4 separate regions of the Homo sapiens genome follow, and regions 1, 2 and 3 are each linked to region 4. Evidence: chromatin contacts called from ENCODE Hi-C or POLR2A ChIA-PET data. All regions are on one chromosome and are shown on one strand. The core of a region is the stretch at or near the end of the contact, and the rest is flanking DNA. Distances in the headings are between cores, read along the strand shown.

Evidence for each region. A loop is a pair of places that touch in the nucleus more often than their neighbours do. ChIA-PET counts read pairs that join two places held with the same protein, here RNA polymerase II (POLR2A). Pooled maps may share reads with other maps.
Region 1: a map with no recorded cell type shows a loop between it and region 4 (7-fold over the local background). The contact joins the promoter of DLEU1 here to the promoter of LCP1 in region 4. A Hi-C loop is called at or near these places in 2 of 37 single-sample maps with no recorded cell type and 6 of 50 pooled maps.
Region 2: a loop to region 4 is called in a pooled map, with 8 times the contacts of the local background. The contact joins the promoter of KPNA3 here to the promoter of LCP1 in region 4. A Hi-C loop is called at or near these places in 7 of 50 pooled maps. POLR2A ChIA-PET finds 5 or more read pairs at or near these places in 2 of 52 experiments (B cell and activated B cell).
Region 3: a map of B cell shows a loop between it and region 4 (8-fold over the local background). The contact joins the enhancer-like site here to the promoter of LCP1 in region 4. A Hi-C loop is called at or near these places in 2 of 168 maps with a recorded cell type or tissue (B cell and natural killer cell) and 8 of 50 pooled maps.

Annotation. Positions count from the first base shown.
Region 1 is chr13:50,080,806-50,083,505 of GRCh38, reverse strand. It overlaps DLEU1 (deleted in lymphocytic leukemia 1), which reads right to left and starts at 1,337. Exons shown (of 7, transcript NR_109974.1): 1 at 949-1,337; 2 at 312-364. The region is part of intron 1 of DLEU2 (deleted in lymphocytic leukemia 2); the gene reads left to right. RefSeq lists an enhancer at 413-1,208 and silencers at 1,366-1,415, 1,816-2,035, 1,899-2,193.
Region 2 is chr13:49,791,411-49,794,110 of GRCh38, reverse strand. KPNA3 (karyopherin subunit alpha 3) reads left to right here and starts at 1,429. Exons shown (of 17, transcript NM_002267.4): 1 at 1,429-1,673. The coding sequence starts at 1,605. RefSeq lists enhancers at 1,134-1,263, 1,067-1,728, 1,729-2,390, 2,395-2,700 and silencers at 1,334-1,583, 1,704-2,273.
Region 3 is chr13:42,379,526-42,382,225 of GRCh38, reverse strand. No RefSeq gene overlaps it. Among named protein-coding and RNA genes, the nearest start is that of LINC02341, 44 kb to the left of the region's middle. RefSeq lists a silencer at 698-767. Within about 2 kb of position 1,390, at least 2 of the 41 ENCODE cell types and tissues checked have a DNase peak (open chromatin) inside an H3K27ac peak, as active enhancers do; they include B cell, where a contact is called at or near this core.
Region 4 is chr13:46,180,904-46,183,603 of GRCh38, reverse strand. LCP1 (lymphocyte cytosolic protein 1) reads left to right here and starts at 1,427. Exons shown (of 16, transcript NM_002298.5): 1 at 1,427-1,493. RefSeq lists an enhancer at 1,335-1,764.

The DNA of each region.
Region 1 (2,700 bases), core at 88-2,587, 3.9 Mb before region 4:
AGATCGAGACCCTTCTGGCCAACATGGTGAAACCCCGTCTCTATTAAAAGTACAAAAATTAGCTGGGCGTGGTGGCACTTGCCTGTAGTCCCAGCTACTCGGGAGGCTGAGGCAGGAGAATTGCTTGAACCCGGGAGGCGGAGGCTGCAGTGAGCCGAGATCGCGCCACTGCACTCCAGCCTGGCGACAGAGCGAGGCTCCGTCTCAAAAAAAAAAAAAAATTACAACTTTATTATCGTTAATTGTCCTATCAGAGTGCCCATTTTTTTTGAAGGTAGACAGGTTTGCCTAGATATGGTGCTTCTACTTACCAGTTCTAAGACTTTGGGGCAGATTTCTTAATCTGAACCTCAGGTGTCCTCATCTGTAAAGTGAAGATAATACCTACTTCATAAGGCTGTTGTGAGCAATAAACACGATTAATTCGTAAATCATTTATTTAGCACAGTGCCCAGCACACAGTACACAGTCAATACGTGGTAGCTGTCAGTATACCAACGTGTTGCACAACAGAAACTCGTCTTTGCTGGATTCAGTTCACTTATCACGCCATTAAAAAAAAAAATCATCCTAAGTGACACAGAAAAACTGCCCATTCCTATCTCAAAAAGTTTATGAACAAGTTAAGACGGTAAGAGAAACTGAATTCAATGAAAGCGCCTTCGCAACAGGCAGCTTAGGACCGGGAAGAAGGGCTTCAGCAAACTTAATCATTAACTCTAGGCAGGCGCGCGCGCACACACACACACACCGTTGAAGAAGGAGACCACGCCTCCTGTGTGGGCTCAGGTTGAATCGTACAGCGTGGTAGAGAACTCCAGGGCTGCTGAATCTGACAGATGTGGATTCATCCACTTCTGTGCCACCTGTGCTGTCTTGGGCAAATTACTTAACGTCTCTGAGCCTAGGTTTCCTGGTCTTCAAAACGAGAACAGTAATAGTTCCTACCTGGTAAAGTTGTTCCGAGGCTTAAGTGCGATAACCCCTGTAAAGCGCTGGAGAACGGCAAAAGCTCTACAAGCCGGCAGGGCGGTTTTAAATGCACGTGTATCCATATACAAGGTCTCATTGATACATTCCGTTGTTTGGAGTTTAGACACTGGCTGTAAGACGTTTTTCTTTTCTCCTAAGCAGGACCCGTATTTGTTTACCTCCAACGTAGACTAAATGCCTGTGGGCTGGTAGCTATAAGACGACCCCTCGGCCCCACAACCTCTAAGTTCACTTCACCTCCGCGGCTTTGCAAAAGCGCTACACGCACGCGCAAGAAGCAAGAGGACTGCAACCGAAGAAGCAAAGGGAGAGCCGTGCACCACGATGATTCTGCGCATGTGCCTGGCGGGAGGAGGGGGGAGGGTTGGAGTTTGCGCATGCGTAAAAATGTCGGGAAAGCAAGAGAAGGGGGGTTAAGAGGCGGTATTGACAGCTGTGGAGGCAGCCCGCGTTCCCGGCATTCCCTGGGGCGGCGGGGTTGGCTCTAACGAATTTGAATGAGGAGCCTCAGCGCTTTCGGCGCCATTTTCGAGTGATGCCTGATCTCATCAATCTAGCGGGAGAGACAGGATAACCTGTCCGAGAGTATAGCGCCACTATGACTCCGCCGGAAAAATTACTTTAAAAATCGCCAAAAATTACTTGGAGCAAAGGGCAGTCGGCGGAGCTTCGCCAAGGCTGGCGCAGTCGGTAAGAGCCTGAAGAAGTAGCAGAGCGGGACTCGGGAGGTGGCAGTGGTGGGACCCGCAGGCAGTGGTGGGTGCAGGGAGTGGGCGCGGGGTCTACTCTCACTTAATCGCGAAAAATCCGAGGAAGTAGGGTTAGGGGCAACTTGGGCGTCTGCGAGTGGGCGGCGGCGGGCGGAATGTGGCGGGAGCGCGGAGAGACGGGGCTGTGGGGGGAGGGGAGCTGCAGTTTGAGCGGGACGCGGACCGGCTGCGGCGGAGCAGCCGCCGCCCAGCGGATCTGTCAGCAAGACCCCCCGCCCGGGACCGGAGCCGGGGACGGCGCACTGCGGGGTCTCTGCAGGCGGCCGCTCCTTGACAGGAGGACTGGACGCGCGCCCCTCCCCCATTTCCGAACCGGGCCGCCTTTTCTCGCCGTTTTCTCGACCCGGTGATGGCCGTCATCTCGTGACAAGAAACTTAAGGTCGACAGAAAATTCAGGACCCGGAGTCATGGGTCCCTCCGGTGGGTCGTGGCAACAGTCCCCCCCGCCACCGCCCGGCACCCATCTATCTATATTGTCTTTTGACGCTGAAGCGTGAGGTGCCCCAGGAAAGAGTTTCCCAAGCCCTGGCTGCCCTCCCCCGGCGCGCTGGGTCCCGGTGAGGTCTCTAGGTAGGTAGGACTGGCCGCGGCTCGCGCTTCCAAGATGGGGCAGGGGCAGGCTTTTGAGGTTGTAGCGGGCTCTTAGGAAAGATGCTGGACTTTAGCTTCTTTCTGGGGATTTTTGTCATTTGCTCTCGCAGCGTTGTCCTTTCTCAAAGGGGAGGAGTGTTCACGGGTGAGATGAAAGATGGGGCTTCGAGCTAACGATTTCCTTCTCGTGGCTATTTCCTCCGAGTCGCACTTTCTTAGAAGACTTTTTTCTTCTCCGGTGTTTGAAACATGTCGCAAGGAAAAAAGCAATCTGTGAAACTATTAATGTTTTCCTCCCCCAAAAGTCTTTACCCGGACAACTTAACGGTAATTTTGCGATCCCCA
Region 2 (2,700 bases), core at 180-2,679, 3.6 Mb before region 4:
ACATACCTGCTCATGTCTACCATAGATTCTGAAAATTAACATACAAGCAAATGAAGCCCACCTGCTCCAGAAAGTAGCTTTTTGTTTTTGTTGTTGTTGTTTTTGTTGTTTTGTTTGAGACAGAGTCTCCCTCTGTCGCCAGGCTGGAGTGCAGTGGCGCCATCTCGGCTCGCTGCAACCTCCGCCTACCGGGTTCAAGCGATTCTCCTGCCTCAGCCTCCAGGCATGCGCCACCACGCCCAGCTAATTTTTGTATATTTAGTAAAGAAGGGGTTTCACCATGCGGGCCATGGTTGGCCAGACTGGTCTCGGTCTCTTGACCTTGTGATCTGCCCTCCTCGGCCTCCCAAAGTGCTGGGATTACAGGCGTGAGCCACCACACCCGGCCGAAAGCAGCTCTTTATCAGTGTAATCCATCCAAATTTCCCTCTTTCATTCTTTCGATGCCCCCAGAGGGAGTGGGAGTGCTACACAGGAGAGTCTGCGGACCAGGGCTGGGCTGCTGCCTGAAGGCTAAGATTCTGTGTGGTGGTAGAACAAGAAGTGTTGGGGGGCATGTAAATACAGGGACTGCCAGAGTGAAGGTTGCAGAACCGGGCTTGGAAGGATGATGAAGAAACTGGGCGACACTAAAGCGCCAGTTCAACAAGTATTGCGTATCTACGACGTGGTAGGCATTGTTTTGACACTAGAGATTCAGCAGTAATTCAACCAAAGTACCTGCTCTCATTGAGCTGAATTTCCGCGCGGGCACCTAGGTAACGCATATAAACACTCGTATCACATACATACACATGTACATGTCAGGTAGAAATGCTATTTATAAAACTGAAGCAGAGCATGGGAAGAGCGAATGAAGGTGGCTATTTGAGAAGACCCCCAAAAAAGCGAGACTGCAAAGCACTCGCGGTTGTTCCTTTTCTGATCTTCTAGCTACAGGCAGCGAGGTGCGCTCCCAGGAAGGCCCGCCCTCTTCCTCCTGATAGGGCGCAAGGTGCCAGGGACGCTCCCCCGCTCTTCCCCGCCCAGAGGCGGCCTTGTGGGGGCGGAGCTTTGTGCCCAGCAACATGAGCGCGGCGCGCAAAGAGCCGCGCGCGGAAGGGTCCCGGCATTCTCCTCGTTCTCACTAGGCGTGGAGAATTACTCCAGGCGGATCGTGGCATGATGGGAACTGTAGTTGACGACCGCCGCCCCGCGCCTGAGGGGCAGTAAAAGTCGCCAGGTCCGGCTCCATTTCTGGCACAAAACTTGCAGCACCGAGGGGTTGTGGAGAGCCCTTGCAGGGGAAGAGGGCAGGGTCATCCCGAGAACCAACGGGCACGTATAGCCCGGCGAACGCCCAAGCCGGTCACCGCCCCCGGTCACGTGTCGCCAGCCTCCGCGGCCGCGCGCCGCTCTCAGCACCGTTCCCGCCCCACCCGGCCCGGCAGTCGGCCCGCGCCTCCCCCGGCGCTACTGCCACCTCGCGCTCGGAGGCGTCACAGAACGTGCTCTTCTCTCCCCTCCCCCCTCCCGCTCTCCCCCTCCTCCCCCTCCCGCTCCAAGATTCGCCGCCGCCGCCGCCGCAGCCGCAGGAGTAGCCGCCGCCGGAGCCGCGCGCAGCCATGGCCGAGAACCCCAGCTTGGAGAACCACCGCATCAAGAGCTTCAAGAACAAGGGCCGCGATGTGGAAGTGAGTGTGCTTCCGCGGTCTGGGCCCGCCTGGCCGCGCCGGCCCGGCGACGCGGGGAGGGGCGGGGGGCCGGCGCCGGGCTGGTTCTCGTCGGCTTGTGGTCGGCCGGAGTTGGCCGCCGCCTCCCGTCACCGCGGCCCCGGGCTGGGCGGAGCGGGCGGCGAGACGCCGGCCGGGCTGCAGTCACCCCCCGGAGCTGCCGGCGCGGCGACCGGGAAATGCCGGCGTTTTCGGCCCCGTCACGCGGGCGCGGCCTGGTGTCGGCGAGGAGGGGATGTGGAGCTGAGGCGGGGTCCGCGGGCCAGGGCCGCCCGGATGAACGGGGATGCTGCCGCCCGGGCCCTCCGACCGCACAGCCGAGGGGGCGGCCGCTGCTTGCGCCCGCCACCGGTGCAACCTTCCGTCCGGTGCAGCCCCCTCTGCGCCTCCCGCGCGGCTCACATGGAGCCTCGGCTCTGCCGGTCCGGGCTCCTACCTTCTGCGAGCCGGGCCCAGGCGGGCGGTGGCGGCCCGCAGAGGGGGGTGGGGACCAGCCGGGTAACTGACTTGTTTGAGGGTGATCGATGGGGGAGGGTAGGATGCGCCAGGACCATTTTCTTATATTCCAGTGCTCGTCTTTGGACTAGTCGTGCCGAGCTGTTGCAGCTCATACTCCTGCAACTGCTGGCATTTGGAGCGAGCTGAAGGTGGACAATAGTTTGCCATCTATTGTGTTCAGGCTTCGGAAAAGAGGTTGCTCCGACCTCCGCTCATAGGACTTGTTTTCTTAGCCTTTCTTGGAGTGGGGTGTGCATAGGGTGATAATTTCTTTGACACGTTTTACTAAAATAAATTGGATACACAGGTTCATAATTCTCTTACATACCTCTTGCTCCAAGCTAGTAGAATTTCCAAGTGGTTGCAAAACTAAACATTCATCGCGGTCACTCAGTTAGTTGCTACTCAGCATGTTGCCATTGTCTCATTAAGGTGACATTAGCAGGTACTATTTGCAAACTCGGCTTATTGAGGCAGCGCTAGAGGTCTC
Region 3 (2,700 bases), core at 141-2,640, 3.8 Mb after region 4:
CCCCACTGATTTACAATTTTCGTGAAATACAACCTTGTCACTGTTCTGCTCAAGATCCAACAACCGTTTCCCAGTAACCTACAAGATACAACACAGTTAAAATCTGTTTCCCAATATTCAAGACCTTCAACGTCTGGCCTGTCACTCCTTTCCTACTTTCGCCACTTCTCAACATGAACTCATCACCCTACCCAACTCCCAGCACCCCACACTCCTGTTCCCCAGCTCAGCCACAGCCAGCCAACCCAATTACACCCTCCTTAGCACGTGCAGTGGTTCTCCCTTGATTGCTCCTAATCTTGTCTATAACAGGGACACACCCCTCTTAGCTCTGCCCCAAGAGGAGGGGTTGCTAATCTGATTGGGCTGCATCACCAATGCACCAGCGAGTGTGTCCAGGAGTTTGTTCCTTCCAGTGGGTTCGCGGTCTCACTGACTTCAACAATGAAGCCGCGGACCTTTGCAGTGAGTGTTACAGCTCTTAAAAGTGGCAGGGACCCAAAGAGTGAGCAGCAGCAAGATTTATTGTGAAGAGCAAAAGAACAAAGCGTGGAAACGGACCCAAGCAAATTTCTGCTGCTGACTGAGGTGGCCAGCTTTTATTCTCTTATTTGTTCCCGCCCATGTCCTGCTGATTGGTCCATTTTACAGTGTGCTGATTGGTCCATTTTACAGGGTGCTGATTGGTCCATTTTACAAACCTCTAGCTAGCTATAGAGTGCTGAGTGGTGCGTTTTTACAGAGCACTGATTGGTGCATTTTACAAACTTCTAGCTAGCTACAGACCATCCATTGGTGCATTTTTACAGAGCACTGATTGGAGCATTTTACAAACCTCTAGGAAGCTACAGAGTGCTGATTGGTGCATTTTACAATCCTAGCTACAGAGTGCTGAGTGGTGCATTTTACAATCCTCTTGTAAGACAGAAAAGTTCTCCAAGTTCCACTGGACCCAGGAAGTCCTGCTGGCTTCACCTCTCACGAGGGGGCGTGGGCCGCAGCCCCACGCTGGGGTGAGGTTATCTGGCACTGTGGACCTCAGTTGGCTGAGGCCATAAGCAGAATGGAGCTGTTTCCCTAGGGCAGCTGAATCAACTCACTCTCTTTCTAGGGACCTTGTTCATCTCTCATCCCTGAGACAGAATGAGTAAACTGAGGTAGGACTGTCTGGCTCTGAGCTGGCCCAGTCGTCTTGCTCTCTGCCCCCTCCCCTCTGTGCACCCTGCGCTCAAGGGCAGGTGAGTAGGAGGAAGTAGCAGCTTCCCTAAAGCTGTGAGCCAGCTGAGAGCCTCAGCCTCCGCTGAGCAGAGAACCCCCGCCGGTTCTCAGGGCGATTTAAGATGACACGAAGTTTGGTTAAAACCTAAACAGTACTCAAGTGAAAATCGTAAAGAGTGGAAAATGCCCTTAAAAATGTCTTAAACTGTTCCTAGAATACTGCCTGGAATAAAAGGCTATACGTATACAATTCTGTGTCTGTTCTCCCAATTCTTTGTTGGTCATTGTTTCTCTATGACTTTCAATTAATTCTTCAGTTGATTCCTCCACTCTTCCACCAGCCTCGGCCAGGCCTCCTGAACAAAGTGCTTCTCTTCTCTGAGGGAGGCTGGAAAATCATTAAAATCGTTTACAAGAGGGAGGAAGAGAAACCAGGGCTGGCAGTGAGTGGGACAAGGGAACCTCTGGGGTTATGATGAAGTTCTGTTTCTTGACCTTGGCTGTGGTTAATACAGGTGTGCTCACTGTGTCATAATTCATCAAGCTGAACACTGGTGACTGTGCGCTTTTCTGTATGATCATAATACTTCAATTTTTTAAGGTTTATTTTAAACACATAATTCTTCCCCTAAACTTTCTAGCAAGGCTGGACTGTTTGAGGCTTAATGGTCCAGGACCCATGATATCTGCCCTAAGCCCTCTCTGTTTGTTTTCTTTTACCCAGTAGTTGAATTCCAGTAAATTAATTGAGGGTAGGATGAAAGTAAATTATAAAGTAGCTCCATTACTAACTTGCTGTGACTTTTGCAGTTACCATGTTGTACAACAGATCTCTTAAGCATATTCCTTCTTTTAGTTTTAGAAAAATTTAAATATTTTTCTTAGTGTGACAGCTCTTACATAATACTCTAAAATGAATTTCTGTGCTGCTTTTTAACTTTCTACCGTTGGCTACCAAGTTATAACCCGAGAGTACTGTTCTGAGCTACATTGCATCTTCCCCAAATTTATATGTTGAAGTCCTAACCAGCCAGTACCTCAGAATGTGATTGCATTTGGAGATAGGGTATTTAAAAAGGTCATTGCATTAAAACGAGGGCACATAGAGTGGGCCCTAATCCAAAATAACTGGTCTCCTTATAAGAAGAAGAGATAAGGACACAGACAAAGACAGAAGGAAGACCATGTGAAATCACAGAGAGAAGACAGCCACCTACAAGCTAAGGAGGGAGGCCTCAGCAAAAAACAACTCAGCTGACACCTTGATCTTGGACGTACAGCCTCCAGAATTGAAAGAAAATAAATTTCTGTTATTTAAGCCAACTTTATTATGGCAGCCCTAGCAAACCAATATAAGTATCAATCTCCATTGCAAGTGAAGTATTGCTGTAATAAATAACACACAATTTCATTGTGTATGTACCATCTCCAAGTAAACTGGAAACTTTTTGATGTTCGTGAATGTGACTTTTATTCCTTGGA
Region 4 (2,700 bases), core at 178-2,677:
GATGGAGAAAACAGAGTCCCATCACCCCCTCAGTCTTCCCTGGGAAATCACAAGAGGGCTGATAGCTCTCTGTGAGGTGAACCGTTTCTAGAATCCCCACCGTCTCGTCCTGTTCTTCCGCCCACCCAGTTCCTCAAGATAGCCCCTGTGGGCTTCTGATGAAGTCACCACACCACTGGCTAATGAAGTAGATAAACCAGAACAGTTTGGTTTAACATTTAAGGTCAGAAACAGGAACTTTCTAGAGGAGAAATCAAAAAAGCAAAAGAAGTATAAGGGCAGCCCTCCAACCAGTCAGAATACCGTGACCACCTGAGAGGCCCGTGGCCCAGCGGACACGGACGCATGTCAACTCTGGAGCAGATATCTTCAGCGCAGCATCTGACCTGGGAGTACAGCCACATACCCTCATTCCTAAACGGCAGATTGACTACTGGAGTCACACACAGTCTCCGGGCAATGTGGAGACATGTCTAATATTTAGTCAACATAACTCAGGGTGCCACAGTCTTCACAACTGTTGTGAGCACTTGAGGATGCTCCATTTGAAGATAGGAATTTGCCCTCAAGCATCTGGGGTTTGGGTACAGAACAGAGCTTCCCCTGCCACCACCTGCTAATTTTATAAAATGTGCATTCAAAAAAAAATCCTGCCTGTAAGAAGGAATTAAGCTACCCATTTAAATATAACAGCTGCCTGTGCAATCTACTGCTGCTCTTTATAGGAAACGCTTAAATAATTGAGATACTTAATTGGGTTAAAGAGATCCCTAGCACATAGATGTTCTATAAATAAAAGAATGAGTAAATAATCTAGTAACCTTCCTTTTCATGTCCTTCACTTAAAGAGATCGTTCTGTTTTGTTTGCACCAATAAGATCACTGTTAGAGGACTCCAGAGAGGTTTGATTTCAGGTGGGGTGGGGCTTTCCCAAGGAAGTCCCTTTTCATTTGTTTCAGGTGTACTGCCACCTTTTTCCCTGGCTCTTTCACTAAAAATGAAAAATTTGTTGATCTTTGCTGTAAGTAGGTAGGCATCTGGGCTTTGCTTTTGCAACTAGAGTCAAAGAAGTCAAGTTATCAGGCTGATCTTGCCTTGCTATCTAGAATCAGAAAGGTTTAAGTAGCCCAGGGACTACTCAAAGACAGCTGGAGGAGAAAGGGAGAGAGAAAAATGCTTATAAAGAGGTGGGCAAAAGAGCGGGACCTTGTCTCAAAAAAAAAAAAAAAAAAGAGGAAGTGGTAGGAGGTGTCTGAATTTCACTGTGACCTGTTCTGTCAGGTGATTTTTGGTGGGGCGGGGACATGAAAAAAAAGTTAAAATGTCCTTATAAAGACAAAATCTTTTTCTTTCCTGGCTGATGATTTGTCATTCTAGTCACTTCCTGCCTTGTGACCACACACCCAGGCTTGACAAAGCTGTTCTGCAGATCAGAAAGAAGGGGTTCCTGGTCATACACCAGTACTACCAAGGACAGCTTTTTTCCTGCAAGGTAAATGTTCTTCATGTGTTTTTGTTGGTTTTAAGCGCTTGTGATGCACTTCGGCACTGTTTCTGTGGATTGTGGGTTTTGCCTTCAGGGGACCAGAGATCTGAGCATGTCACCTGAGACCTCTGTGATTCCTGCCACTGTCTAACTGGCCAGGACATCTGCCGCCACCTCGCGTGGCCATCCAAGATGGAGCACCTCGGCTCTCTGGGCTGGGTTCTTCTCAACTTATCTGCAGTTATCACCCCTGCCCAAAATTAAGGTTTCTTTTTCCTTTTAAAACCAAACCATGTTCTGGTTTATTTCTATTGCTCTATTTCACGGAGGCTATTTACTGTGATTTTATCTTCTTTAAAATGTTTTCAGGAAAAGCGCGTATTGATAATTTAGATTGTATGGCTTATTGGCCCAATGGGGGTAGTTTAATTTTAGTTCCTGCGGTTCTGTTTTTCTAAAAAACTTCTTTACAGTACTTTAGTGGATAAATTATCTAGAGTCATATGTTACTGAATGTGATACTGGTTATTTGAGTGATTTTTGGCGCCAAGGGTTTTTAATGGGTGTGCTTTATAACCACATGGAATTAGAGGTTTTCTCTTTTCCATTTGTTCTCTAAAAATAAAAGCAATTTGTATAATGCTTAATTGTAGTGTTTTTGTAGGATTGTCTGAATTATTTGTTATGCTTATGACCATATCAATGAATATTCACTCAAATTCTGGGAGAAAGGCTTTTATCTACAATAGAAATTTTTACACAGTTGATATGGGATATTTATTTCAGAAACTGCCCAAACATAGACACTTTGGATTTTGTAGTATAAGCTTTTACTTAATTACCACTATCACATAACACTAAGAACCATTGACAAATGATAACTATAAAAGCCATTCAGACTGGAAATGCGAACATTAATCAGGATGTTTATCAAAACCGAACTTTTCTTTTACACAGCAACTTGTTTTCTAAAATTACTCTGTCAGAACTATCAGTAAGCAAATAAAGGTGGCTTATCCACACACATCTTGATTTTGAATTTACATACATTTGTCATAAGTTTGGTTTCTATTAAGTATAATTGTTTAAAGAATGTCTGTGTAGACAAATTTGAATAGAATTAATCATTTACCTATAAATGTGAATTTCTGGAAACTGCAAAATGTGACCACCAATGTTACTTTGCACATCTCACCTGAATAGTTTCAAACAA